3 separate regions of the Mus musculus genome follow, and all the other regions are linked to region 3. A link is a loop called in an ENCODE intact Hi-C map of the cell type or tissue named here. Cell type or tissue: heart. All regions are shown on one strand.

The links. A loop is a pair of places that touch in the nucleus more often than their neighbours do. Peaks named below come from ENCODE experiments on the same cell type or tissue, not always from the same donor. Only the 100,000 strongest peaks of a DNase experiment are listed, where the experiment ranks them.
Region 1: a loop joins it to region 3, with 2.5 times the contacts of the local background. A loop is called at or near these places in 5 of 42 quality-filtered maps.
Region 2: a loop joins it to region 3, with 2.0 times the contacts of the local background. A loop is called at or near these places in 5 of 42 quality-filtered maps.

The regions. Positions count from the first base shown.
Region 1 is chr1:36,350,909-36,358,908 of GRCm38, forward strand. It overlaps Kansl3 (KAT8 regulatory NSL complex subunit 3), which reads right to left. Exons shown (of 22, transcript NM_001310513.1): 4 at 7,462-7,552; 5 at 7,132-7,317; 6 at 3,741-3,872; 7 at 3,190-3,306; 8 at 2,864-2,965; 9 at 2,686-2,757; 10 at 1,018-1,092; 11 at 725-882. Among named protein-coding and RNA genes, the nearest start is that of Mir6898, 6.2 kb to the left of the region's middle. In heart, no CTCF peak of the experiment used is centred here; no DNase peak of the experiment used is centred here.
Region 2 is chr1:36,366,117-36,374,116 of GRCm38, forward strand. It overlaps Kansl3 (KAT8 regulatory NSL complex subunit 3), which reads right to left and starts at 3,065. Exons shown (of 22, transcript NM_001310513.1): 1 at 2,989-3,065; 2 at 1,653-1,918. The coding sequence starts at 1,867. Fer1l5 (fer-1-like 5 (C. elegans)) reads left to right here and starts at 6,074. Exons shown (of 53, transcript NM_001277076.2): 1 at 6,074-6,259; 2 at 7,570-7,622. The coding sequence starts at 6,175. In heart, no CTCF peak of the experiment used is centred here; DNase peaks (open chromatin) are centred at 2,105 and 3,025; H3K4me3 peaks cover 2,314 bases; H3K27ac peaks cover 1,417 bases.
Region 3 is chr1:36,688,360-36,696,359 of GRCm38, forward strand. Cox5b (cytochrome c oxidase subunit 5B) reads left to right here and starts at 3,128. Exons shown (of 4, transcript NM_009942.2): 1 at 3,128-3,330; 2 at 3,852-3,925; 3 at 4,092-4,191; 4 at 4,838-5,029. The coding sequence starts at 3,228. The coding sequence ends at 4,950. In heart, no CTCF peak of the experiment used is centred here; DNase peaks (open chromatin) are centred at 2,522 and 3,112; H3K4me3 peaks cover 2,081 bases; H3K27ac peaks cover 1,652 bases.

The sequences.
Region 1 (8,000 bases), 340 kb before region 3:
CCAACTGTATGATCAACGTTATTATCAGTAGTAACAAGATAAATTGAATCATGTATCCTCTGACAGAATACACTGAGAAGCAATGTCACCTTTGTGGCATTCCTGACAAAACTAAACATCTTCAATAGATCAGAGAAAAACATGTAAAAGAACTATCGATATTTTATAACTGATCAGCCATCTTCAACCATGTCAAGGTTCCAGAAAACAAACACTGAAGACTAGGCATGGAGACTCAGGAGGCTAAGGGCAGAAAGATCCTCCTCAAGGCCATTCTCAGCTACATTGTAAATATGAGTACAGTCTGGGCTACATGAAATCCTGCCTCAAAACAAATAAGAAAGAGAGGGAGAAAGGGGCTCACTTTCTCTCCAACCTCCCTCCCCTTCTCCCTCTCTCTGTTCCTCTCCTCTCTTGGGAGATACTGATGAAATCTAGGTTTGTTATTTAGATTAGACAATACTATCAAATCGACATTTTGATTATATTTTGTCTAGGTGAGGGATAGAGGAGATTTCAGATTTCTTGTACTAGTGCTGTAGTTTTTTGAAATAGGTTCAAGGGCCAGCTAGCTATTGCTTTAGCCTCCTGAATACATTTTGGGATTATAGGATGCAAGTTTAATTGTTCCTTCAGCCATACTGGTCTGTCTTTATTCGGCCACGGATAAACATTCTCTAACATTTCAATACGTTCCCTCTCGTCCTTCGGGAGATGGACCCACCTGAGATTATCATCAGCTCCCCCAACCACCACCAAGCTATTTTCTGCTCGAATCTTTTCCCGGAAGTCCTCCATGGCTTCAGGGTGACACTGTAGAGAATTCTGACCAATGACGAAGAGGACTGGAGTCTTCATGTCCAGGAGGGGATCGTCCACATCCTGGAAGAGGCAGGAGTTTAGATGTAAGCAGTTGGCCCTCAACTAATGCCGATGCAGCATGCACTCCACTGTTCCACATTCCTGCTGCCCCCCACTCCCACTGCCAAAGACCAAGCAGTTTCATCTCCCTCTTACCCCCCTGGGTCCATCCACAGTAAGCAGAGGAAACCCAAGGCAGACAACAGCAGTGACGTACTCCATCACAGACACCTGTACATAATAAAGGCATCATTCAGCTTTAGGATAAGTAAATTCACTACACCCCAGCCTCCCCAGAATGCAAGTGGGCCTGGGTAGCCCAGAGCCACCAGTCAGTCCCAGCTTTTCTTGCTTGTTCTAGCCTTCAGTTTTGTCAGCCATACATGATTAAGAGTACAGAGCACAGGCAGTCACCACCTAGAGAACTGGAACCCTGATAGGACCTTCATACACACCTGAGTCTGATGGGAGCTGTCATACTTTAGTCCTGCTAGACAATCTAGACTAGAACCCCCCTTACTTATGACTTTGTTATTGAGAACAAATATAATCAAAAGAACACAAATGTTACCAGGCTGGGAGATATAGGAAAGACAGAGTAGCACACTTATCTCATATGTGCAAGGCCCTGGCTCCATCTCTAGAACACACAGAGATACCCCAAACACAGAAAAAACACAAATGCCAACACTGTCCCTTAAAAGAAGAAATCTCTCATCAGCAGTTTTAAGGGACACTCCCACACAGCTGAGGCTTCTCAAGGCGTGTGGGCCTGAGAGTCTGTCCTGCGCGGGCGTGTGGGTGTGCAGGCATGCAGAGGGTAGCAGATGCTTGTTTTCACTACTCTACACCATACTTGACTACACTGGTTGGAAGAACTGGGACTCTTCAAACATGAAGTCAACATCAAATTCAAAACTAATTTGTGTCTATTTGAAATGTTAAGCAGAATAAATCTTTAAAAAAAAAAAAAAAAAGAAGAAGAAGAAATGTTAAGGAGAGACCATAGTATGTATTTAAGTCTGGGGGGAAAAGGACCCCCCCCCCCCAGATACATGCTCTGTCATATATAAATGAAACACAGATTTGAAACTTTTAAGATTGTTTAGTTTTCTTCTCTTAAGAAGTTTGGAGTACATGGGGGACTTTTGGGATAGCATTGGAAATGTAATTGAGGAAAATACGTAATTATATATATATATATATATATATATATATAAAGAAGTTTGGAGTAAAGCTGGTGGGCAGTGGTGGTGCACGCCTTTAATCCCAGCACTCGGGAGGCAGAGGCAGGCGGATTTCTGAGTTCGAGGCCAGCCTGGTCTACAGAGTGAGTTCCAGGACAGCCAGGGCTACACAGAGGAACCATGTCTCAAAAAACCAAAACCAAAACCAAAAAAAAAGTTTGGAGTAGCCTAAACTTATATATAGTTCAAGGTAGCCCAAAACTCATGGCAACCTTCAGGCCTCAGGCCCCAGAGCTGACATTACAAGCATGTGCCATTACACTTTGGAGGTTTCAGCAAAATAATCCAGAGCACAGAGAAAGTGGGCAGGAATAGAACAAGCAAGCCTGACTATGAGCTCATCCCTGAAAAAGCTGGGTGAAGAGATCAACGAGTTTACCTACTGCTCTCTCCTTCCTATTGTAACGTTTCTGTAATGTTATCCAAAACTAAGACTGTCCTCCACAGTGTAAATGCAGTAGCTTCCCATGCAGAGTACCTACTACTAAGACAGACAAGGAAGATCTCAGAGTAAGAAAGGTTCCCAGAACCACCTTCAGGTTTTCAGTAACCTCCAAATACGTCAGAAACTACTTACATGACAGGCCACCAAAGCTCCCGTATTCCATCCAATCAGGATGATGGGTTTGTGTGGGAAATGGCTGTGAATCTTTGTGGCAAGAGAAAAAAAGACAGTAGGTAAGATGGGAGACTCCCTGGCACAGAACAATCACACACAGGGTACATCTCAGCCAACTAAACCCAGGCATTCTCACCTCTAGCACTTTGCTTCTCACGGCCCCAATCATGTGTTCGAGGCACTGCAGAACTCCTACCCCACTGCCATTGTTCAGTAGATGGGTCGCTACAGGGATGACCTAAAGGGAGAAAGAGCATCCATGCCAGGAGTGCCAAGATTCAAATCTCGATTCTGCTTGATATCCAAATCCCTTAGACATGTGACACTTAATGCCAAAATCAGAGTTAGGGGAATGAACCACATTTGTGTTTAACAAACTCAACCCCTCCCCCACACTCTTCTCTTTAATCCTCCAAGACTGTACACATTCCTACCCAGAATTCCTCTTGCCCTTACAATTACCTTGCCTAAGCAGGAGAGCTGAGACTGCCAGAAGCGGTGGCGGCGTGAGGCAGGGAACACAGAGCTGGAGGGACCAGAGGAGACGATGAGAATCAAAGGAGAACCAGGGAGCTTGCTCTGAGGAGACAGAATCCCGTCCAGAACCACTGAGTGAGGCGTGCTCATCTACAAGCCCGCAGCAACTGTAGCAAACTCTTCCTGCACCAAGCACGGGTCCTTTGCTTATGACTAGAGGGACGGCTCAAGCCGCTAAGAGCACACACTGTTCTTCCAGGGAAGCTGACAGCAGTTCTCAGCACCCGTATCAAGTGGCTCACAAAGGCCTGTAACTCGCCTAGGGAATGCGAACCCTCTTCTGACCTCCACGAGCACAGGAGCATCTGCACTCACACGCGAGTGCACACACACTTTAAAAACAAAGAACCCAAGCTAATAATAAGAAAAGTTAAGCCACTTATCACCTCTTGCCAAGCCTCTAAAGGCTCAGCCTGAACATTCTATATGCACTTAAAGGCTGCTGATGTTAAGCCAAGGCTGAACAGCCAACTTACTGGTTTGTTATGTGAAAGCACACCAACAGCAGGGTCCCAGGGCCTCTTGAGGAGAAGGGACAAGGCCTCCGCTCCTGCAGCCCCAGTTTTGGTGTTGGACGACACAAGCATCCGATCTATCAAAGTTGGGATCTACGAAGAAGGAAGAACAAAGACGTTTCCAGTGTGGAGTGAGAAACCTTCCCTTCAGCTGCAACCAGCTGCATGAAGAATCCCACTGCGCTCCTAGCTCTTAAGCACAGCCACAAATCACAAATGAGTCCACAGCCAGAGAGTGCACTCCTGTGGAAGCAAAGCAGCGCTGATCCTCTGGAAGGCAATCTGGTGGGGTTCGTTCTGCCATCCTTTTCCCTCATGACTGTACTTCAGGTACTTTCTCACATCCGAAGACACAGAAACCAACCTCAGCTATGGTGGTTGTGGGGTGGAACACTGCAGAGCACGGGATATAAAAGACCCTGCTTCAACAGACAAATAGTCTTCAAGATGAGACATGCATAATGAACCCTGTTATTGTTCCCCCCAAATATATCCTACTATATTATGTATATTTTGCTTTATATCATATCCTGTTTTTAACTAACTATTCCCCAAAAAAGTGACCTCACCAATATATAAATATAGGTTTCAGACATGCTGATGCTTATACTGCGAAGAATTATCTTCATAAATTCCACAATACCCACAGAGAAGTCAAAACAATCTCAAGGAAGAAAGGAAAGGTTTTAAGTGTGATAGGTTTTCTCAGACAAGAGAATATGGTGTGAGGCAGGCATAAAACTCCAAAGGCAAAGGGAGAGGGAGGAGCATGGGAGGGAGAGGGGGAGAGAGAGAGGGAGAAAAACATGCAGAGTCAGAAAGACTGATTTGAAGCGGGGAGTAGCTCTTATCTAGGATTTGCAAAGCCCTGGGTTTAATCTCTAGCACACAAAATAACTAAAATAAAATGGACAATGTGGTATGTTACTTGAAATCCCTCTTCTGTCCTTCATGTAAATATGCTTCAGATAAGTAAGTTTAAGAAGATTTGAAATCTGGGTCCAGCACTCAGGAAGCTGAAGCAGGAGGGTATCTAATTCAAGGCCAGAAAAGGAAAACCCTGTCTCAAAAAAGTAAGTAAGTAAACAACAAAGGGAGAAGAGACACCGAGAGGAGCTGTGCGTGAGACTGTGCACATCTAGACTGCCTCAATGCACTCAGTGCCTTACAAAGCACCAAGCTAATCCTGCAGAGGGATTTTCTCTCAAAGGGTGAGAAAGACAAACCAAGTTAGGGGTGGTGGGGAGGGATGTGCAGTGCTAAAGCCATTGCGGGAGGGGGGGGGGACGGGGACGGGGACGGGGGGGACGAAGACAATGACACAGAAAGCACTAACTGGTGATAGTGCCATCCAACAGAGCAGGGAAAGTGAGCAAGAAGTCGCATCTGAAGCACCAATTTATAAGGTGACGCAGGCCTAGGAGAGGCAGGACTCTACCGTGAGATGAGGTATGAGCTATAAGCCAAAGGCACAGCTGGGTATAGTAGCCCAGGCTTGGTATAGTAGCTCAGGCTGGTATGGTAGCCCATTCCCACAATCCCAGAGTTTGGGGAGCAGAGGTTGGAGAATTAAACAAAGTTCAAGGCTGTCTGGTCTACAAAGCTAGTTCTAGGCCAGACAGGGTTACCCAGGGAGACCTACTCTCAAAACAACAAAAAGCAAGCACATGTTGTGGGGTTTATTCCAGACCCAAGTAGACTTAAATACCAGATTCCAGCAAGGAAGAAGGAGTACGCAGTGACAAAGGCTCACCACCCACAACTGGCCTTTCTTTATAACTCCCTTTAATCACTGAGGTTACTTATACATCCTTCTCAGGCAGTAGTCTACGTAGGAAACTGAAAAGCCCTGAGGCTCACTGTCAACATGAAAAAGCCATTAGTTACTGACTTCCACCTAAGCTTTATGGCCTTTTCAGCCCTGTATGCTTCTGTCTCAACAAAAAAAAGAAGACCCTGAGATTGCTGTCCCTTCTCTGCTAGGAGGGAAAAGAGCAGCCAGGTGCGTGTAAAGCCTAGCACGTATTTTAAAGCAAAACAACCCATGCTCACTAACAGCTGTAAGTCTGGTAATAGAGGAGCTACCAATAGAGAGAGAGCACAGCCTAGGGCAGAAAGTACCTTACATTCAATGTGCTTACTGGCTAGTGTACCAGGCACAGCCATGCCACTTCAGCTAGCCCACACTGGACTCCAGCAGTATATCCAGGTAGCACTAGCTGTGCACACTTAAAGAGTGCACGAAAGGGGTCTATCATGCTCAAAATATCGATCACCTCATTCACAGTAACTTACACAAAAGTAGCTGCAGCCTTGTCTCTTCAAGCAAGGGAATTACTTCTAAATCCTGGTCATGGCAAGTGTGGCAGAGCTACCATTACCCTGGGGACTACCAGCACTCTCCCCCATAGCACACTGTCCACCAGATAAACTTCTTGTTGCTCCCTCCCATGCAAGGTAAATATTAGCTAAAGAAAAAACTGAGGTCAAAGATCCTACCACACATTAACCGTTGTATCTAGCTCTAAGTTCTCTTTTATACTGGCACACAACCAGTTTTCTTCAGCTTTCTCATAAACACAGCATTTTCTAACTTCAAAAAAAATTACGATTAAGAAACAATGAAACTAGAAGTTCTGAGGACGTAACTCTGTGAACATATGACAGAGCAGATATAAGGACCTGGGCTCCACCCCACTAGCACCAAGGAAAAGAAAAGGAAAGTGAAAAACTGAATTCAGAATCAAGACCAGCTTGTGCTGGAACAAAGCACACACTCCTCAAACCCCTATGAGGGCCACTTACATAATCCTCGGTGGCTACTGTGTGTGGGCTGTGGACTTCCCTCCCATATGCTGGCTTATGTGTCAAGAACTCCACCTCATTCACTAACTCAAGCCCTACAATGAACTTGCAGTGTAGACCAAGCTCCAAGTGATGGAGAGCCACCTGCCTCTGCCTGTACAGTTCTGTGGTTAAAGGTGTGTAGCACCATACTCAGCCTACAGTCCATCTCTTCATGAGGAGAGTTAACTCAGAAGGTACCCTTGGTCCTCCTCTGCTCAGCCTCGTCTCTTCCACCACAGTTCAAGTCAGCGATGACTCAAGGTAAGAACTACAAGGCTATAGAGGGAAATTATGTATCCTGGTTTTCAGATACCACACTTTATCCAAAAAAATGGCACGACTGAAGAAATTTATACCAAATAGAAGGGAAAATGATCCCCTTTTCCATTATAATAGCCAAATTGTTAGCTTCTGTGCTGACCTAGTCACAGGGCCTTGTGCAAACCCTCTGAACTCACAGCAAACCCTGGCTGCTGCCACTCGGGCAAACCAAGCACAGTCTTACCTTCCCTTTCAGTGTCTGCAGGGCATCCAAGTAAGCAGCCAGCATGGGCAGGCTCAGGGTCTCCACGAGGGTGGTGTGCAGCCACTGGGTCAGCTTGGTGTCCCAGCTGACACTTGCCAGCGCCTGCCGCACCCTCCTTGCACACTTGTCCACAGCCACGCGACGCAGCACAGGCTCATTGCAAGCCTGAAAGGTGTTCACAAAAAGAATAAAACAAGAGTTACGCTCCGTGAGCAAGCTGGGGGCTGAGGGGAGAGAGCACACAGGACACAACAACCCCCGAGGCCAAAACTAAGAGAGTCAACTATAGACAGACTTCCAATGTCTTACCCCTTCATTGGCCAATCGTGCAAGCCGGTCAGACTGCAGGGCTTTGAGGATCTTGTTAAATAGCTTATTCTGAGCCACTGTCCAGCCAGTCCTATAACAGAAACTCTGAGGAATTAAAATGCAACCCTGAGGACATTTCCCATGTATGTCCACCATATAAAGAGATACTGTCATATTTTTGTTCTCATTACAAAAAGTCTAAGGCCACTAAGCTAAAGCATGAACTCTAGCTTTTGGTCCCAATTCCGCCAATGAATCACCTTACCATACACCGCAAGTCACAACAAATCATGGAGCTTTTTTTTCAGTGCTCAAAAGCTATTTATTTATCTGGTGGCTAAAATAATCACATTTGTAACAAAAGACAAGTTTCAGTTCTATTTATTTCCAGTACGGTCTCACTTCAAACTGTACTCAAACTCTAAACTCTTCTCCTGCCTCGGCCTCCATAGTGCTGGGATTACAACACATGCCACAACAGTTGATCAGCGTGCATTTGAATGTAAGGTTTGAATCAGTTTGAAGAGCAAAGATGTAAC
Region 2 (8,000 bases), 320 kb before region 3:
TAGCCTTAACCTCTTGACTCTGCTCTTGCCTCAGCCTCACCAAGTGCTGGGATGATAGGCATGAGCTACCACACTTGGCTCCAAAGTCTTTTAAAAATGCAGCTATATAAAAATAAAACAATTTAAAAATTCAGTTCCTAAGGGCTGGAAAGATGGCTCAGCAGTTAAGAGCATTTGATGCTCTTGCAGAAGACCCAAGTTTGATTCCTAGCACCCACGTGGGGTGGGTGACACAACTGTCTAATTCTAGCTCCAGGGAGATCTGATGCCTCTAACCTCTGAGGACACTGGTATTCGATGAACATACCACACTCATAAACACAATTAAAAATAAAATAAATTTTCCAATACAGTAATTTGGTTCCTAAATCACTGATTCTCATCAAAAATAAAAGAGTCATTAAGATACAAACACAAAGCAGGAAGTTTTATATAGTTAAAAAAAAAAAATTCAAATTCTACTTAAAGGCGGTTTTCAGTTATCCCCAGGCCAGAAGGATCAGGATTATGCTAGAATGTTCCCCTAAAGTCACGGCTCATGGACGATGAGGAAACTGAAAGCCAAAAACCTGTTACTATCATTAGGAAAGAAAAACTCCTCTGAGCTGGGAGGTATTACAGGTCTGCACTTGGGAGGCTGAAGCAGACAGATCTGTGAGCCAGCCTGATCTACATAGAGAGTGCCAGGATGGCCAGGGCTACATAGAGAAACCCTATCTTAAATAAGCAAACTATTACTCTAAGCCACAGCAATGACTGCAATCGGAACGTAGGGAGGCTGCCAACCTGAACTACACAGCAAGCTCAAAGCCAGCCAGGGGTACACAGTAAGACCCAAGTGATGGAGGTAACACAGATCTATAATCCGAGCACCTGAGAGGTGCAGGCAGGAAGATCAGAGTTCATACTACTTACTGTCTGGAGAGAGAGAGAGGGGTGTGTGTGTGTGTGTGTGTGTGTGTGTATAGAACCCAAATACAAGATCTCAACTCCCACCAAAACAAAACAAAAATAACCTGTGCTTGAGGAAAGATTAAACATGAAGTCAAAACAAACACAAAATCTCCTATCTTAAAATTTGTAATGATCAGAAAAAGAGTGTCTCAACAAATCCTGATACGAGTGAAGTCAGAAGGTTCAAAATTAATTAGTTAGGTCAAATATAATCAAATCATTTATCAGAGAGTACATTTTTGAAATGTTCTTGCCCCCTGACATAGGGTGGCTGGAAAGATAAAGAGACTTACTTAGGAAGGGTTTAGATTAACCCACAGGTGGCTTTTTGTAAGGAGGTAAGAATTGAAAGCAATGTTTTGGGAACTGTCTCCCAATCTGTGCACTGAAGCCAGAGACTCAATGATAGATTGTAGCCACTGCCAAACAAACTAGATGCTGCAGTAAAGGGAAGAAGGAATTATCTAGTTACTGGGAACTAAGCAAGCTAGGCTGTTTTCCTTTGCGCATCTCCCTTTCCTAACTCATGTTTGGCAATGTCTGTGTAGGTGTCCAACTTTGCCCTGCCGTTCTGATGCTGCTCATCCAAGCTCTCCATTCACCCTGCAGCCCCAATCACTCCTAAGAACATCTAAGCCCCGCCACGCATCACTTCCTTAAGAAGGAAACCCAAACTCACATGGTATTCTCAAACTCACATAGTATTCTCCTGCTGCCGACGGGGGGTTACAAAGAGCATGCGGGTGGGGCGGGCACTACTGGCATCTGGGTGGGCACTCCACGGTTTTGCATAGCTATGATCCAGGAAAACGAGGTCCAGTTCCCGCTCATGCACTGAAAGCTGGAAGAGCAGGGAGGTACCCATCCGCCGAGCTGAAGTCTGGAAGTCCCTCTCCCCACCCCGGTGGGCCATGTCAGTAGTCAAGCAGCCAAGTCAGGGTGTGAATATCTGCATGCTAGTCACCTGCAGTGAAAGGGGGCTTGTGAATTCAATAGCTTCCATTTCTCCCAACTTTCACTATCAAAACATGTCTTTATGCTCAGCATTCGATCTTTGATTATGCACATCTATGTGTCCTCCCACACCGCCACCAAACAGAACGGTGCCATACACAATTTTATAACTGTAAACTGACAAGACTCCACAGTTCACAAAAACATGACCTTTGCAATTGCCAAGGCGTGGTGACGCACGCCTTTAATCCCAGCACTGGGGAGGCGGAAGCAGACGGATCTCCGGGAGTTCAAGGGCAGCCTAGTCTACAGAGTGGGTTCCAGGACAGCCAGAGCAATATATTGAGATCCCATCTCAAAAACAAAAACCTAAATTTGCTGGGCAATTTTCTTCCTGGGTGGTAAAGGTTTTTGCAAACCAGAGGGATCACAAACATGAATTCATCAAAAGCTAAAGGTCCCTACTTTTCGTCCCCTAAACAGGACGTGGGCAGGGCTGGTCTGCTCGGGTGGCCCCAGCACAACAGGCGGGCACCGCGGGCCTCCAAGCTTCATTGCTTTGGGCTGAGGTCAAGGGGACTCTCCTAGGGTCACGCTCCACCAAAGGTTTGCATCAACCTCATGGTACTCCGGAGTTTTGGGAAGAGAAAAACTAGAGCCCGCCCTCAGCCCGGCCGGGCCCTCAGAAGGCCTCTCCTCCTTCGCCCTCCCTCGGCGAGGCGCCCAGCAAACGGCCCGCTCCTCTGAGAGGTTCCCGCCACGGAACCGCAGAACCTCAAAACGGCCCACCCGGGCGGCGGCCCCGGAGCCCGGACGACTCGGCCAAGGTCATCCCGAGTTCCCGGCGAGGAGGAGCCGCCCGGCCCCACCTCCCCTCCCGGGGCCCTCCTCGGCCTCGCGCCTCGGCCGCCCCAGCGCCGCGTCTGCCTCCCGCGCCCCGCCCGGCCGGCCCGGCCTGGCCCGCGGCTTCAGCCCCCGACCCCTCATGCCCGCGGAGCCCCGAGGGCTTCTCCGAGCCCGCCGCCCAACGCCTGGAACCCCACGGGCCACCACCCGCGCCGGGGCAAAACCGCGTCTCACCCGCAGTTGTCGGCCGCGCGCTCGCCCGAGCCGGACCCCAATGCGCGTGCGCCTTACCTCCCGGCGCCTTGGGCTCTGAGGAAAACGCGGAAGCAGATCGCTCTCCCGGAACCGCGCGGCGGCGAGCGGCAAAGCCCGGAGCGGATCCGCGCCCGGGACCTGGCTAACCTGTGGGGAACGCGGAAAGCGCGCGCGACTCCCGGGGCAGAGACGTTCTCCCTCTGCGTTTTCTGTGGGAAAAGTGAGGACAAAGAGCAAGATAGTTCAGACCACCCCAGCGCTCGGTGTCCCCTTCCCTGTTACAGAGCTGGGTTCAATTTGCAGTGTGCGGGTGGGGTTTATTTCAGCCCATCGGGGTTTATAATCCTAGCACTCTCTGGAGGCTGAGACAGGAGGATCGAGGTGAGTTCCAGAACAACCTGAGCTACACCATGACACCCTGTCTCAAGACCTCAAAGCAAACCAGAGAGATGGGGAGATGAAGAGAGGGAGGGAAAGCTTTGCAGAATGTTGGGATACAATTCTAGGGCTCTGCGGAGTTTAATAAGAAACTGGTACAGCTCAGACTAGGATGAGGTGGAAGATGAGGCAGAGGACAGATGTAAGGTTCAATTTTTTTTTCCCCCAGGTTTTTTTAATTAGGTATTTAAAAGGATCTTTACCAATCCTAAATCAGATAGGGGACTAATATCCAATATATATAAAGAACTCAAAAACATGGACTAAAGAAAACCAAATAACCCCATTAAAAATGGGGCTCAGAGCTAAACAAAGAATTCTCAACTGAGGAATACCAAATGGCTGAGAAGCACCTGAAAAAATGTTCAACATCCTTAATCATCAGGGAAATGCAAATCAAAACAACCCTGAGATTCCACCTCACACCATCAGAATGGCTAAGATTAAAAATTCAGGTGACAGCAGATACTTGCAAGGATGTGGAGAAAGAGGAACACTCCTCCATTGCTGGTGGGATTGCAAGCTTGTACAACCACTCTGGAAATCAGTCTGGTGGTTCCTCAGAAAATTGGACATAGTACTACCAGAGAATCCAGCAATACCTCTCCTGGGCATGTATCCAGATGTTCCAACTGGTAATAAGAACACATGCTCCACTATGTTCATAGCAGCCTTATTTATAATAGCCAGAAGTTGGAAAGAACCCGGATGTCCCTCAACAGAGGAATGGATACAGAAAATGTGGTACATTTACACAGTGGAGTACTACTCAGCTATTAAAAACAATGAATTTAAGGTTCGACTTTTAACTGCTTGGCTCAGCCTTTTTCTCAACTTTGAAATGTGCAAATGCCTAAACCCTGATTCACCAGGTTGCCAGGGGAATGCAGTCAATTATTTCTGCCACCTGTCAAGAGCTCCATTGATTTCTTGATGGCAATTACTATGAGCGACCCCCACCTCCCGGTCTTAGAACTCAGTGTTATTGGTTGTTTTTTCATTTATGGAGGGGATGGAGAGACAGGGTCCCATGTATCTCAGGCTAGGCTCATTCTAGCTATGCAGCCAGGGAAGACCTTGAATTTGGTTGATGGTTTGGTTCGATTTGGGTTTTGATTTTGTTTGGTTGGTTGTTTTTGTTTTGTTTTTGTTTTTGTTTTGTGTTTTGAGACAGAGTTTCTCTATGGAGCCCTGCTGTCCTGGAACAAGCTCTGTTGGCCAGGCTAGCCTCAAACACAGAGATCCGTCTTCTGCGCATGCCCACCACTTCCTGGTTGCCCTTGAACTTCTGACTCTTCTGCCCCTCTTCTTTTCAAGTGTCCGGATTATAGGCCTGCACCACCATAGAACACTGTTTTAAACACTCAGTTGCCATCCCATTTAGGCTTAAATAAGGTAGAGGGGTCGGGAAAATTAAGCTACAAAATGTTTCTAAGTGTACAACGACTGAAAATTAATTCAAGGGGTGTAACTGGCAGTTCATGACTCACATCCACAATGTCACTGCAGCCTTGGTTCTGAGCACACAACATGCACTTTCGCACGGCTCGTGCCATTTAGCTAGCTAGAGTGCCAACAAATCTTTCGAAACCCCTTGGCTCAGATTTTAGACTACTGTATGTTATCAATTGCAGTGTTTTTGCTGTAGACACAAAGTTTTCTGCTCTTACAGAAACCTGATAGTTTTATTACAAAAACAAAGGCTCTTAATATTTTCCTATCTTTCAGCATGTGTCAAAGTAGCATTTCTTTGGATTGTGACAGAATGCCTAGTCTTAGAAATTGCATTTTGAATGGCTGACTTGGGCTTCCTAAAACAATCGTTAAGTGAATTTTAGCTTGGTATCAGGGCATACTGCCCAATCATTTCTGAGAACACTTCTGCCATTTTATAGCCTGTCTTTATATGAAGTAGCTTTCTTAGCATTAATTACTATAAAATCAAACTACCTATCCCCTCAGAGGCAGAAGGATTAGGAATTCAAGAACAGCCTCAGCTATACAACAGTAAGTCAGAGCCAACCTGGGCTATGTGAAACCCTGTCCCCCAAATTAAAAAAAAAAAAAATCAAAGGAAAAAAGAGGCCAAATGTTTTACTTTTCCATTAGAAAGACCTCCCCTTGGGTTAGAGATGGTTCAGGGGTTAAGAGAACTGACTGTTCTTCCAGAGGTCCTAAGTTCAATTCCCAGCAACCACATGGTGGCTCACAGCCATTTGTAATGGGATCCGATGCCCTCTGCTGGTGTGTCTGAAGACAGCCACAGTGTACTCATATACATAAAATAAATAAATCTTAAAAAGAAAAAAGAAAGCCCTCCCCCTCCCGTGAGGCATCATGGATTTTCCTGTATATAGATCTTGATGGTCTCACTTCTTGTATTTTCTCATCTAAATTGCATGATTTTGCCAGTAATTCATTCCAGACAGAAGAGAATTCTGTGCCTGACTTTGAACTCAAAAGGTCAGTAACAGAAGAAAAGGAAGGAGGAGTCCTCAAAGCAGGGAGGTCGATTGTCTGTGTGGGCCTCAAGCCACTTGTCTTATCTACACTCTGTCATGCGTCCTTCACCTCCCAGAGATTCTCTTTGGAACCAAGAACCTCTTATCTCTGTGATGTTCCTCTTGTTGCTAAGCTCCACTCACCCTGTGAACCTGGGACGGAGGAGCTCCAAGGAGCAAGAGGTGGCCCTGTGCAGGGAAGGAGGAGCGGGAACAAGCGTCCAAGATGCTGAGGGTTGTTGTGGAGTCCGCTTCGATTAACCCTCCCCTCAGCACCACACCCAAAGCTTTCGTAACTGTCTACTTCAGAGGTGAGAACCCAGTTCCAAAAGGCTACCTGTTCGGCATCAAAAGGTCAATTCCACTACATGAATGATGTCCTGGGGAGATTGTTTGTTTCAAAACCCGTTACCAAGCACCTAGCATCTTGGGAATGAGAAAATCAAGTCCACTGAAACAAAGGCAGTGTTGCTGGCCCTCTGTATCTGTGGACCCTGCATCTGGGAACTCAGAGTCAAAAATACTTAAGGGCAGGCAAGATGACTCATTGAATAAAGCAAATATCATTCCTACACTCCATTGGCCAAAATGAATCACAGTCCCACATGGCTTTGAGACTCAGGATACTATGTGCTAGGAAAGAAAGGGAAATAAAAATAGAGTTGCCTGCTATGTAAGTGTAGGGGGCCTTGGTCCAGTCCACATGTGCTCTTTGGTTGGTTAGTTCAGTCTCTGTGAGCCATCTGGGCCCAGGTACTTGACTCTGTAGGTTCTCTTGTGGTGTCCTTGACCTGTTCTCTCCCTCAATCCTTCCCCAACTCTTCTACAACATTCCCCAAGCTCCTTCTAATGCTTGGCTTTAGGTCTCTTTGTCTGTTTCTGTCAGCTTCTGGATGAAGCCTCTCAGAAGATAGTTGTGCTAGGCTCCTATATGCAAGCATAGCAGAGGAGCATTAATAGTTCCAGGGGTTGGCTCTCTCCCATGGCACGGGTCTCAAGTTAAGCCAGGCATTGGTAGGGCATTCCCTCAATCTCTGCTCTGCCTTTATCCCTCACGTCTAGTAGGAAGGACACATTTTTGGGTAGAAGGTTTTGTGGCAGATATGCTGCTTCATCTTCATGTAGGTCCCCTAACAATTGAAGTGGGGGCTCTCTCTGACTCAGATGCCTGCCTTCAGATTCCCTTCTCCTAGCTGGACTGCCTTATCTGGCCTCAGTGGGGAAGGATGCACTTAGTCCTGCTGCAACTTGATGTGTCAGGGCAGGTGGTACCCAAGAGAGGCTTCCCCTTTTCTGAGGAGAAGGGGAGGGGTAGTAGGGAAAGGGGCTTAATGGGGGAAGTGGTTTATGAGGGTGGGACTGGGAGGGGAGGAGGGGGCTGCAATCAAGATGAAAAGTTAATTAATTAATTAATTAATTAATGGAAAAAAAAGAACAATAGGGTTATCTATCCCACAGAGGGATAAATTTGAACTACCTGAGAAAGAATGCACAGATGCTAAGTTACAGCTGCCAGCTGACTTGACTTCTGGGGTACCCACTCCACCTCTGTTGACCCCATTCAAACCCAGACACCGGCATACTTCCCCCAACTCATCCCAGCCCCTTGGTGTCTTTGCAGATATGATGAAAAGAACTCGAGTGGAGGAAGGACATGACCCCATATGGAATGAGGTAGACACTCCGTGGCCATCCTGGAAGAGGAATGAACACCTCCAAGAGCAAAGGGGCAGGGCCAGGCACTAACCTGGTGCCTAGGGAGTCTCTCACCCAAGTTTCTTAAGACTGAGGCAACTTAGCCTAGGTTAGCCTCTGATCTGAAAGGGCTGCAAAAGCCCACAGCTGTTCTTGATCTCTCTCCCTCTTGCCTCTGGGGACGCACCACATCATGGCCCATGCACTAATCCACTGACGCCATTTGATGAATCCTAGAATCCCGAGGCAGAGCCAAGGCTCCTTGTGCAGCGTCCTCTCTTCTCTTGGTCACTCACATTGTCTCACGAGACAGTCACTCCACTTCTAACATGTCCAGGAGGCTTCAGCACAGGAACA
Region 3 (8,000 bases):
TTAAAGGACAATGCCACCACTCTTTAATACATCTTAATAAAAAATAAAATAATAAGAAAAAGAAGAACTAAGACACAGGGTTAGTGTAAGGTAGTTTGCCAGAGTGGCAGTTGACAGAAAGGGCAAAAGACCGAGACAATCTGAAAAGATGTGCTGCCCGAGGCCTTGGGACTCAGGTAGCTGAATGTCTGTAGCAGAAACAGCTCTGCACTGTTCTCTCAGCTAGAGGCAAACTGGGAAGACCCTACTAGTATGGAGATGAAATTGCTACACATTTCTAAGCAAACAACTCAGCATAAAGTGTCAAAATGTTTCATGCCCACACTCCTGTGATCCCAGCTACAGGATGCATTGCCACAGCCTAGGAGACAAAAATGGGAAATCTGGCCTGGTGAGGAGATTCATTCCTGTGTTCCCGGCACTCAGAAGTGAAAGAAGGGTTAAGAGTTCAAGGCCAGCCTGAGGTACAGGGTGAGAATGTCTGAAATGGTGGTTCTCAACCTTTCTGTGACCCTTTAATCCATTTCCTCATTTTGTGGTGACCCCCCACCCCCAGCATAAAATTATTTCGTCGCTACTTCATAACTGTGATTTTGCTGCTGTTATGAATCACAATATAAATTTCTGATATTCGAACTCCAAAAGGGTCCTGACTCACAGGTTGAAAACCACTGGTCTAAACCAGAAAGGGCTGGGATGCAGTTGAGTGGCAGAATCGCAGCCTAGCATGAGCGCGGTGTCCAGGATAGTCCTGTACCACAATGGCTCAACCACATGTCTCTATTGTGCTCCTGACTGAGCTCATGAAGAGTCTTAAAAAAAAAAATCCTCAAAAACAAAGCCTCAGAAATCTCTATATCCACCAGTCCACCAGGGGGATAGTTGGAGTCATTCCAACACATCTATAAAGAATATTATGCAGCAATTATAATATATGTGTTGACCTGGAGGAACGTCCACAAAATATTCTGTTCAATTAGAAAAGCAACTCCTCAGTCATTTATATTTTTATCTCACAAGCAAATCCATCTCGTGTATGTGCATTTCTTTGTGCTCAGGACACTTCTGTTGCCACCCTGGAGACTTCCAGGAGGGAGAGTTTCCAAGTCCCACAGTACACAAAGGGAACCCTCAACCCCTCCTTGCTTCAAATCATCTCCAGGCTCAAAATATTAATTGTGCTGAGGCTGAGAAAAATCTGGCTTAGTGTGGGTCGGGGACAGAAAGAATAAATGCCAAATTGCCAGCTTGTGTTGTTTGTGTTATATGATTTTTTTTTTACAATGTGCTTTTGATGCACATTGACTAAGAATGGCCTCCATGGTCTCATATATTTGAAGGCTTCGTCATTAGGGAGTGGCATTACTTGACAGAGATTAAGAACTATGGCCTTGTTGGCAGAAGTGTGTCTCTGCAGGTGGGCTTTGAGGGTTCAAAAGCCCAAGCCAGACCCAGCGTCTCTCACTTCCTTCTGCCTGTGGATCCTGAGGTAGAACTCTCAGCATCTCCTCCAGCACCATGTCTGCCTGGATGCTGCCCTGCTTCCCTCCATGATGATAACGGGCTAAACCTCTGAATTGTAAACCAGCCCCAATTAAATGTTTTCCTTCATAAGTGTTGCCGTGGTCACAGTGTCTCTTCACCCTAACAAAGACATCTAGTCTTGGTTTTCCTGAGTGTTCTCTAAAGGAGGAAAGATGGTGGAGCTGGCTGATGGGGCTGACTGGGGTTTTCCCTCTTAATGTGGACACAAATCAATAATGGGTTCATTGGAGGAAAGATGCCTTGAATTAGGAATTAATCCAGATGATTGTAGTGGAGACAAGGAAGTAAAAATGAAAACTATGCAAAGTGTAAGCCCATCTTCACAGTCAAGAAATTTGGTGCCTCATTATAGGCTATTTTTTTTTCTTGGTTGAGGGCAGCCATGAAGACCAGGTTAGTTCCTCTGAAGGAATGTTCCACCAGACCCTTTTGAAAATAACCTACAAGGGGTAGGTGACAACACCCAGGAATTTAGTCCTTTGTAGTTTTCCTCAACTTGACCTTTTGTAGTCACAAGCTCTATAAACTATATTTTTGGTCCAAGCGGCAGGATTTACTAAAAGTCATTTGATATTATTATGTCAGGCCTCTGCAAGGTACTTAAGATTTCATCACTGGGACGCAATTAGGGAAGCATAGATACTGTATGCAGCCATAGTGTTTCAGGAATGTTCCACAACGAGAATAAATCGAAGAAGCCAGTGTTTGGAAATCTAGTGAACGCTCTGCCGTGAGTTGTCAGGCTTTACCTGTGTGCAACACTGAGCAATGGAGGACGTTTTCTGTCTAAATTAGAGACTTCTGGCCACGGTGCCTATTGTCATTTCCAGTTGCATTATTAACTTTCTTTCTGTCCCTCCTCCTCCTAGTATCCTCATCGTGGTGGAGTGGCCATCAGGAGGTATCCTACATCTATGCCTCCAAAGCCCTTCTGCACCGCACCCCCCGCACCCCCCTCATCCTTGTCCCTGGGGCCAACACCATCACCTCCCATAACATTACTATAGGAGGAAAACTGAGGACGGTGCAACAGCTTTAATCCCAGCAGAGGTAACCAGATCTCTGTGAGCTTTAGACCACCCTGATCTACATAGGGAGTTAAAGGTCAGCCAGGCTACATAGTGATACCGTGCTTAAAAAACAAAACAAAACAGAGTGGAGGAGGGAATTGAGGCTAAGACTGTGTGTGTGGGGGGGTGTACTGTCAATTTCTGACGGAGTGGGCCATTGCAACAATTTGGTAACAACTAAAGCTGTCTGCAGTCTCGAACCCGTGGCTAACAGGCATAACAAACACAACAGGCTTCCTGAGCTCACGCCCAAGGTTGTATGATTCGTGGTGGAAGCCCTTGACTGCGGGAACTTCGGCTTCCACAGCACCTCCACTACAAGAACTACTATGTGGCTGGGACACTGGGCGCGAACACTCAAGCGGACAGGTCATGAACCCGAAAGCCGCTAGCTGTCAGGGTGACTGACGCCACGCCCCGGAGGCGGCGGGAGTCTGCGCGGCCCACGAAGAGGCAGAACTGCGCATGTGCGGCGTCTACTTTTAGCGCTGCTTCGGCTGGTCGGGGCAGGAAGCGGAAGACTGACCGGGCGTTGTTAGACTCCCACCAACGGAAGTCCCGCCCATCTTGCTCAGCCTGTTCCCGGAAGTGCATCTGCTTGTCTCGGGCGAGATGGCTTCAAGGTTACTTCGCGGAGTGGGCGCTTTGGCGGCGCAGGCCCTGAGGGCCCACGGCCCCCGTGGCGCGGCCGTGACCCGCTCCATGGCTTCTGGAGGTACGTGACCAGCTGGGCGGGACAGGCCGGTGTCCATGGCCTCCGGCGTGGTTGGTGATGGGCGGTCGAGCGGGGTCGGCCATTAGCGTTCTCTCGAGCCCTGCTGACCACCTTAGGCTCCGGGAGCCGGCGCTCTGTCCGGTCTTGCTGTAATTTCGGCCGCCCACCCGATCGAACCCGCTTTCAAAGTGCCCTCACTGGAAGGTGCCGGGTGACCTTGGAACACAAGGACTTGGAGGGCTGAAAAAGCGCTGGACCAACATTCAAATCCCTTGCCCGCCACCAGCCAGTATACTCTCATGACTTGATTGTAGGGAAAGTCGACAACCAAGCTTCCGCGGTGGGAAGGGAAAAACGGTATGGCTTGGGAGTCATGCCTCAGTGGGCTTAGGGGACTGTGGGAATGGGTAGCTTGGGAACCCACCAAAGAAGCGGATAACGTCACCTTTCCCGTGTTGATCTTTTTATCGTGTATCCATCGTGGTCATATCAATTGCCGTAGCTCATTTTTCTTCTTCTAGGTGGTGTCCCCACTGATGAGGAGCAGGCTACTGGGCTGGAGAGGGAGATCATGATAGCAGCACAGAAGGGACTGGTAAGGAGAAATGCTGTGTCCTCTGGAGCCCTGGGGCTTGGATGGGATTAGAGGAGTTCCTGTCAGCCAGCGTCTGGTCCTGACAACCCAGCTTGTAGGAACGGCCCTTTTGCAGTGCAGTGGCAGGCGTTATCTGTCATAAATAGTCAACTCTTGTCTCTTTCAGGACCCATACAATATGCTACCTCCAAAGGCAGCTTCAGGCACCAAGGAAGACCCTAATCTAGTCCCGTCCATCAGCAACAAGAGAATAGTGGGCTGCATCTGTAAGCACTTTGTTTTTATTTTCTGGCCCATTTGTTTATAACCTGCCTCACAGAATGTCTATAAATTGCTTCAGATATGTGTGTATGATGGACTGTATGTGTGTAAAAATGTAAATATGTGTATACATTGTTGTAAGGGTTGTTGACTGTCTTAAGTCTCAGTATGCATGAGAAGTCACAGAAGGCAGATGACCCTGGAGCTGTAGTTACAAGCAAGGCTGTGAGCCACTTTGCTGTGGCTACTGGGAATTGAACTCAGGTCCTCTGGAAGAGCAGTCCATGCTTTTAATTGCTGAACTATCTTTCCAGCCCAGATTATTTACACACACACACACACGTATGTACATACATATGCCAGGTACTGTTTGTTTCAAGCACTAGGGATACACATGAGTACAGATCCTGTTTTGGAATTTTGCATAGGGACTGGAATTGTTAGAACCTACAGTGACCCCATACAAGGTTATCTTACTCACAGGTAAATGCATCCCCGCTTTTTCATTTGAAGGAGCGGAGCGTGAAGTGGTCTCCTAGTCAGTGGCAGTTTTGTTGCTGTGTCCGAAGTGTCTGTAGGAAAGAGGTGAATGCTGAAAGCCTCCCTCTGTACATGGACGCTGGATGACTGTCAACCGTCTTTCCCTTTCAGGTGAAGAGGACAACTGTACTGTCATCTGGTTTTGGCTGCACAAAGGCGAGAGTCAGCGATGCCCCAACTGTGGAACCCATTACAAGCTGGTGCCCCACCAAATGGCCCACTGAGCCCCTGTGTTATCTTTTCAGAATGTAAAGAAAAACTTCTCTCTAATAAAGATTAGCCATTGCACTGGCTCCTCCCATAGCTGGCTAGTCTTATGTCTATAGTCTTTTTTTTTTTAATATATATATATTGAGACCACCTATCTCTTAATACTAGTTTGGCATCCACTTAGAATGTAAAACCAGTATAGAATTGTTAGAATTTTATTTTTAAAAAATTTTAAACTTTTTGTTGTTGCTGTTATTTGTTTGCTTTTCGAGACAGGGTTTCTCTTTTCTCTGTGTAGCCTTGGCTGGCCTGGAACTCACTCTGTAGACCAGGCTTGCCTTGACTTCAGATTCTGAGTGCTGGGATTAAAAGTATCTGCCACCACAGCCTGGCTAAAAATTCTTTTAAATTTTAACTTTTATATAATGTAGAGGGGGCAAAAACCAAGGGGGATTGTTAGGGGCAAGAGCAGTGACAATATGCTGACCTTGCTCAGATCTTCATGGTTCCGTTTTGCCCTGCTAATGACTGAATAACTGGGCCATATGCTACAGAGACACTAACCCTGACGCAGGACTTAGGGGAAGGACGTTACAGAGCTCCAGCCCACTCTGTCCTCCAGTGAGAACTGTCACTGTGATCTCTGCACCTGTCAGTGGTTCCCTTTAAAAGGGAGAATGAAGAAAGAGAGACGCACTGAGCTGGACCCGGTCATGGAAGTCCCAGTCACTTGAGAGACTGCCGTGAGACGATACCTGAGCCTGGGTGACCTAGACCTCACTCTATAAAATAACAGTGATGATTGGAGCTTAGTATTGGTGCCTAGGTATTTACTGAATTTTTATGTGTGAGGAGTTTTTCTTTGGAAATACTCACGGAAATATAAACTGGGGAGGGCAGCCACAGCTCATCTCAGCCAGCAAGTTTATGATTCATGTTGAAATTCTCAAGGCAGATCCCTATAAAGTGGAAATGCCTTCTCATTCTGTGTTGAAATTTGCCAGAGGTGACTTTGGTTACTATCTATTAAGCGGGTTCACTATACATAATTTCCCGGTTGATTTCAGGGATGGAAAGTGGAGTGGCCCACCATCTTGGTGACCGGTTTGGAAGGTGTAGTGTAAGCCTTTGCTTCCACTCTTTCCTCTGAGTGATCATCTCTGCTTCCAAGCAGTCAGGCATCGATTGGCCACTTGAGGCCTTTGCTGTGGGAAGGGAGTCCCGTTGAGCTGTTAAATCTTCCTCTGCCAGCCGGGCGTGGTGGCGCACGCCTTTAATCCTAGCACTTGGGAGGCAGAGGCAGGCGGATCTCTTGAGTTGGAGTCCAGCCTGGTCTACAAAGTTCCAGGACAGCCAGGGCTATACAGAGAAACCCTGTCTTGTAAAACCCCCCCCCCCCCCAAAAAAAATCTTCCTCTGCCAATCTCACTTTAAATGCTGTTCCTCACTAGCTGGACCCTGAGGGCTCCATGTACTGCTGGGAAGTTCCTGTTTGCAGCCTGGTGCACTGCACTGTTTTCACACGCTCCATCACGCTCTATAGAAAGATCTAGATCATTAGGTCAGTCTATGTTCTCCCGGGCTTCTTATTGCCAAATCCCCCCTCGCTGCTTTTCTTTTAACATTTGTTACCAGTACAGAAAGGAGAATATCCAGGACGTTTCCCGGCTGTGGTGTGCAGAACAACAGTCCTCTCAAGGTGTCCACATCCAAATCGCCCCACCCCCAAACCTGTGTGTACTTTAGGTCATACAGCCAATAGGAATTAAGGTTGTGGATGGAATTGGGTTTGCTGGCCTTAGAGCTAGGACAGCTGGCTGGCTGGCTGGTCACCTCTTGCTCAGCATGTAAACTACCAGCTGCCCAGCCTGATGACAGAGTTCGATCCTTGGAACCCTCATGGTGGAAGGAGGGAACTGTTAGTTGTCCTCTGCCCTCCACACATGTGCTATGGCATACATGCACACTAATAAATGAGCCAAGAAATGCTAATGGTCTCTGGAAGGCAGGTGAAAGTTATTATCTGGTCTCCAGATAGGAAGGCCTATGGGTGCTCTGGTTTTAGCTCAGTGAGACCCGTGCTGGGCTGCTATGTAAGATAATAAAAATTTTATATCCTAAGTCACTGCATTTGTGATTAACTTTTTATAGCAGCAATAAGAAACTAAAACAGACTAGTGAATTCTTGAGTCCATAGGCCTTTAATTTGGCTGCACTTTGGAATCACCCAAGATCTACAAGTCTTAGGACCCAGGCCATCCATCCTACTGACACAGTCTCTGGTGGTGGGACTTGGGTAGCAGAGCTTTGGCTCCCTAGGTGCTTCTAGTCTTGGCTAGCCACATGGGCTTGGGTAGCTCCTGTAGCATCCCGGGAGCATCTGGGCTCTGAAGGAAATGCAGTGTTTTGCACAGAAGAGGGTTTCATCTGAACCTTTGGTTCTGTCTCCTGCCACCAAGGAAAAATAAATTATCTGCAAGCTCAAGAATAAACATTTCCAGGACTACTTGCAAATTGCTAATCTGATGTTCCATTATGTATGTATATATGTATGTATGTATTTTTGTTTTTATTTTGATCTAACTGGCTGGTGTGGAACTCCCTGTGTAAACCAGACTGGCTCAAACCTGCCTGCCTCTGCCTCTCGAGTGCTGGAATTAATGCTGTATGCCACCACTGGTGCACCTTTTGTTTTGGTTTTCGTTTTATTCTGTGTGCACAAATGCATGTGCATCATTTGTGGCCATGTGGACTGTGGCACACATAGAAGTCAGGACAACTTTGAGAGGTCTGCTCTGTCCTTCCATTGTGTTTGGGAGGCTGGCTCATGACACCAGGCTTGCGTGCCAAGTGCCTTTACCCACTGAGCTCCATCTTTAGCTCTTATGCTACATCCTACAGACTATTAATTCCTCCAGTGTGACTATCAAAATTAGGAAAGTACAGTTTATATATTTAAGTCACCTAATCTCTAGGCATCAAGTTTTCCTAAGTGTTCATTAGTTTTGTATTTTTTTATGATGAGTGTATGAGTGAAAAATGTTGCTGTATAACCCAGGCTGGC